Linked DNA regions of Homo sapiens: region 1 is linked to region 2. The links are chromatin contacts, found by Hi-C or POLR2A ChIA-PET in ENCODE. All regions are on one chromosome and are shown on one strand. The core of a region is the stretch at or near the end of the contact, and the rest is flanking DNA. Distances in the headings are between cores, read along the strand shown. Region 1 has its middle 68 kb from the start of FAM47B. Region 2 holds the start of TMEM47 (transmembrane protein 47).

The links. Hi-C counts contacts between places; a loop is a spot of excess contacts on that map. ChIA-PET counts read pairs that join two places held with the same protein, here RNA polymerase II (POLR2A). Pooled maps may share reads with other maps.
Region 1: a loop to region 2 is called in a map of PC-3, with 20 times the contacts of the local background. The contact joins the enhancer-like site here to the promoter of TMEM47 in region 2. A Hi-C loop is called at or near these places in 12 of 168 maps with a recorded cell type or tissue (Calu3, IMR-90, MCF 10A and 8 more) and 10 of 50 pooled maps. POLR2A ChIA-PET finds 5 or more read pairs at or near these places in 2 of 52 experiments (MCF 10A and PC-3).

Annotation. Positions count from the first base shown.
Region 1 is chrX:34,873,854-34,876,609 of GRCh38, reverse strand. No RefSeq gene overlaps it. Among named protein-coding and RNA genes, the nearest start is that of FAM47B, 68 kb to the left of the region's middle. Within about 2 kb of position 1,274, at least 3 of the 41 ENCODE cell types and tissues checked have a DNase peak (open chromatin) inside an H3K27ac peak, as active enhancers do; they include IMR-90, PC-3 and ascending aorta, where a contact is called at or near this core.
Region 2 is chrX:34,655,881-34,658,580 of GRCh38, reverse strand. TMEM47 (transmembrane protein 47) reads left to right here and starts at 1,296. Exons shown (of 3, transcript NM_031442.4): 1 at 1,296-1,777. The coding sequence starts at 1,552.

The DNA.
Region 1 (2,756 bases), core at 25-2,524, 220 kb before region 2:
CATTTTCTAGGATGGTCCCAAAAACCCCAAATAGAAAGAACCTATGAGAAATTTCACACATGGAATTAAATTCACACAGTAAATCGATGTACCTGAGATACCCATTGTTGTGGGGGAGAGTATTATGTACTGAGTCGCTGAAGGGTTGAAGAAGGAAGCTGACACCTCTGTTGACAAACTAAAGACAAAGCTTTCCCCCAACTCTTACTAGAAACTGCCCTGTCCTTAGTCAAACATAATAGAATTCAGATTTCAATCCGGCTTTCATGTTATAACTGAGTGTTATCCTTTTGTGTTCATCTGTATTCACTGAGTTGACCCCATTTATTCTGTCCCCAAACATCTAGTGAATCTAGCTTCCTGGATTCTTCTCCATATTCTCAAACTTTCATCCCAGAAAATGTTTAAATTAATATAAATGCTAGTTTTACTTTTTCATAATTAGTCACAACACATACTTCCTTCTGCCCTAGAAGAAAGCAATCCACTTGATATTTGATGCTTACTTAAGAAGATACATGGAGAAGTCAGATTATTTCAACTAGGTACTTGGGGATATGTATAGTTTTTGGAAACAAATGATGATCTTTTGATACTGTGAAAGGTATAAAAAGAAAATCCCAATTACTTGGTGTTGTTGCATTTTCCCTACCAGCTAATACTCCAACTTGGGTCCAGAACACTGGCTGTCACCAGGACTTAAAGGATTTGCACACTCCCAGAAAACTCATTTTCCTCCTCACTCTTAAATGTTTTAATGCATTTACTAAGGGTCTATCTGACTCTGTCCTATCTGCGCTTGCTACAAAAAAATGTAAAGAGAAGCAGTCACTCTTTCGATGTTTACAACCACAGGTGGACAACACTGTAACCTCCACTGAGGTCATTTTAACTGTCTCTTTTATGACATGGGTATTTTTTTTCTTCTCTCTCTCCTTTCTTTCTGTTGATTTTACATGAAAAGTATCTATTTTACTCGAACATGATCAGCTCAAACTGGTTCTTTAAATGATGCCAGGTGGCATGGCTGAGTGTTTGACCTCCCTTTCATTAAAAAACAGTTTTATTTGTGCTGAGTCAGAAAGCCTCTTATCCCATACCCAAACAAAGAGCTATACAGGCACAGGACACTTGGCCTATTTGTAACCATCTGGTTCAAGTGACTTTCAACTTCACCCAAGTCCATTCCCACCTGTGAATTCACCCTGTGAAACTGAGCTAAAAGAACAGGAGTTCACAAGGGCAGCCAGGGTTTCCCTGAGTCACAGCTGAGTTTAAGTTTCACGTCTGACAAGGAGGATGTGTTCAGCCAACTGACATTCCTCTCATAGCAAATGGAAAGTTGTTTAAGTAATTTTAAGAATCATAAAATACTTTGTATAAAAATTGCTTTATAAGTACAGTGCAATTTTGGGGTTGATAGTTTAGTTAAGGCCTGCATTTTTAGAAGAATTAGAAAACAAGAGGCTTTCATTCTTTGGGATATGGTTATTATCTCAGTGAAATCATATACCCCATGAGAAGACAGTTAGATCTGACTGCCTTCTCCTTTGAAATTTTCATATCCTTATCTACACTGTAAGAAATTCCCTCTGCTTATTAACAACACATACAGCACAGTGGTAGTTTATGAAGATCTGAGGCGACTGTATAGATTTGCGGGTACATGGTTGGATGGTGACCAGAGAATCCTGACTTTTCACTACAAGTTGAGTATGTATTTTAGTATTTATTTTACATGTCACCGCATTTCTATGCCTCTCTCATGTTTACTCATATATTTTTAATATGTTTATTTTATGGTCTCAAGAATAGCATCAGTGTTTGTTCTTTGATCGTGCATAGTTGCTGCAATATTTATAAGATTCTATGCATTGTTTTGCATTTAATCAGGTTTAAAAAGTTAGAGCTCAGGAGTAAATTTTAGATTACCAAGACTGACGTTTACAAATGTGAAAGTATCCATATTTGAGGAGAATTTTTTAAAACTTCGTCTTTCAATCTGGCAGTTGAAAATAACAATGAATAAACAAAACACAAGCAGTTATAATACTCAGGGTTGACAAATTTTCAGAATAATGAGATCTTTAATACAGCTGTACAATATGAATGTTCTGGTAATATTTTATATCACTGTTAGTTTATTTTGTACCTAACTAGCGTTTGTCATTGTTGATAGTCTCCCTGCATGTGTACTTGTGTCCCTAGAGTCAATTTTCAAAACAACAGCCAACATGACTCTTTTAAAACATAAATCAGAACATGTTACTCCTCTGCTCCAAACCCTGCAATGCCTTTCTGTTTGATTCTGTAAGAATTTTATGAGAGTAGAAGAGATTGTGCATTCAAAAAATTTAACTGGAAAGCATTTAATGGTGAGGTTATATTTGGAGATTGTGGGATTAGAGAAAACAATAAGGAACAGTAAAACAAGCAGAAACTAGGAACAATAGGAAGGCTTTCCTCGCCCAGGTCTGAATAGACAAAGGCAAGGAACAATTTTGCCAAGACACAGTGAGAGCCATGGGAGAAGTTTGCCTGAAAGAAGCTGTGGCTACACATGACCAGGATAGAGGTTCTTATTTCTCCATTCTCCTGCTATTACATCCTTCCAATTGGCCAGACCTGAATGGAAGCCACAGGGCAAGGTATCCAGAATGGTACAGTTCACAGATTCTGCCTCCCAAAGCCCAAAGAGAGAAGAAAGGGGAAAGGTGAACAGATTATCTGCGGGGGCAAACAGGGCATGCCTTCTT
Region 2 (2,700 bases), core at 47-2,546:
CAACCAAAAGTATGAAATCTTGCAACATTGAGGATTGTGTTTCATAGAAGAGAGAACATGTTTCTTGCATTCTTCAGCTCTTAACCACTGTTTTGGGAGTCTCACCAAGTTTTTGGGATGACTAAAGATCTAGAAACATCGCCCCTCCTCATTAATGTATTCAATAAATTATTTATTTTATAGAAAAGATGGAGATGAGTCAAAGAGCTACAAGAGACAGATAACCCACCAATCACATGCTGAACCAGGCAATTACAAAATTTCAATTTCAATTTCAAGAGGTGTTTAGTCCTCACATAAGGGAGAAAATATGGTGCATCTACTTAAGAACAGGACGATGTCCTATTGTGTTGAATCCTTAGCCCTTAGATGCTCAACAAATATTTGTAGACTGCTTAGTTTACCATTCAGGAAATATACACATCACTTTTCCTATTGCAGGTCCTGGGCTAGATCTTGCTAAGGACAAGGACATCCTAATACCCAGGAGGGGAATTAGATCCAGCTTGGCATAATGCAAAGCGGAATTAATAAAGGTTTTAGCCAACACCCAAAGGGCAGAGCAGTGGAGATGGAAATAAGACTTACTTCATATTTCGCAGGAGCTCTCATTTCCTTTTTAGCGCCTGCGTTTTCAGAGCAAATGCCCTTCATAGGGGGGCGCAAAAGCAGGTGAGCCCAGAGAACAGAAGCGGCAGCAGGCTAGCGGAGAAGTGAGAAAACAGGGAAAACCGGGGGACTCCTGGGCCCGTCTGGTTTTGAAAAGAGGGCAAAATGCATTTAGTCACTTTTCTCCTCCGTCCCGCAAATCTCTCAGGATGTGAAATTGTCCGGGGAGGGGCGTGTTACATCACTGAGAGACAGAGGACCTGTCCTTGCTCCAAGAGGCACAGCTTAGGAAACCTAGGAATCCACCTCTGGCGCCTTCTAGAAAACCGCCCACTCCTGCTCCCTAAGAAAAGGAAACCCACGTGACTGGGCGAAAGGGGAGAGCCCGGCGACCTGGAGCCAGCGAGGCTGGGGGCCCGGCGAGGGCCGGGCTGGGCGCGGGGCTGCTTCAAGGAACTGCCGCGCGCTGCGAATCGGGGGCGCGGGCTGGCACTGGGCTCCGCCCGCGGGCCAGAGGCGGGGTAGGGGCGGGACAGGCGCGAGCCTCCGGCACTGGGAACTGGAGCCGAAGCCACCAAGTGCTGGCCCTCCGCCCCTCCCCGTACGGCACCGCCTCCCGCAGCCCGGGGAGGGGCCGGGGCGGAGCGAGCCCGGCCGAGCCGGGAGGAGCGGGCGCGGGCGCTGGCAGAGCGCGGCGCGGGGCCGGCGGCGAAGGTCCGGGGTGGAATCGACGTCGCTGCGGCTGCCGACGACCCACACCCGGCCGGCCGCCTCCGCAGACCCACCTTGGCCGCGCGGCAGGGGGCGCGCAGAGCCCCGAGGGAGCGAGTCCCCGCGCGTGGCAGCTCGGCGGCTTCTCCCTTCGGGAGGTCCGGCTCCCGGCTCTCCGGACCCGCCTGGCGTCCTCGCCTGCGGCGGGGCGGACGACAGCGGCGCCCAGGAATGGCTTCGGCGGGCAGCGGCATGGAGGAGGTGCGCGTGTCGGTGCTGACCCCCTTGAAGCTGGTCGGGCTGGTGTGCATCTTCCTGGCGCTGTGTCTGGACCTGGGGGCGGTGCTGAGCCCGGCCTGGGTCACAGCTGACCACCAGTACTACCTGTCGTTGTGGGAGTCCTGCCGGAAACCCGCCAGCTTGGACATCTGGCACTGCGAGTCCACGCTCAGCAGCGGTGAGGGCCTGGCGCGCCGCGACCCCTGCCTCCCGCCCCGGACTGCCCCGCGCCCCACTGCCAGGACAGTCACCGCCTGTCCCCACGTCCCCGCATCCTCTGCCCTGGCCCGTCCCACCCCGTCCAGGCCCTTCTCGGATCCTGGGGCTCCCGCCACCTCCCTGGCATCCACCCCTCTTCCCTCCCCATCCCTGGTCGCCAAACCTAAAGCGACAGCCCACGCCCTCTCCCTTCCCCGTGGCCATTCCTCCTGTTCTGGAGTAACACGTACGCTATTTTGGGTATTTGTTATCATTTGAGGCGAGAGCCATGTGGCTGTGTAAAAAAATGCGACGCCTTCCACACCCCCGTTAAAAAAGAAGCAGGCAAAAACGCCCCAACTCCACCGAGATGCTGCGGGGGTTCGCTGTTCGGTCTTCCCCACTCTTTTTCCTTCCTCTCTCGAGGACGAATTTGCCTAGTGTTCACATTTCTGCCGGTTCCACTCCACCTTATCTGCGTTTTCACCAATGTATTTCGGTTTGGATTTTATTTCCTTACGTTTTTGATGGATATGAAGAGTTGAGAGAGGGACAGGCTTGTTTTCCTTTCCTTTTTTGGTGACGCCGCCGTTGATTGTGAGTTGCCTTTCTTTCTCTGCCACTCTAAGTAACTCTTCTCTCCTCCAGACCTTTCTTTTCTCCATGAGCTACTCACAGATGCCTAGAAAGTTGTGCTTTATTCCGCCAGCGCTGAAAGCTGCAAATGGATAAGATGGGGGTGGGGAGTGGAGAATAAGGTAGCTACTGAGGCTACCAGTCCCAGGGGGCTTTACTGCTTTCCGCCCTCCCTGACCCTCCAGTTGCCTTCCCCGGCGCCCCAGTTATGCCCTTAGCAAAAATCAGTCAACTTATGATTTCTCGCTACAAACCCCTTCCTTTCTA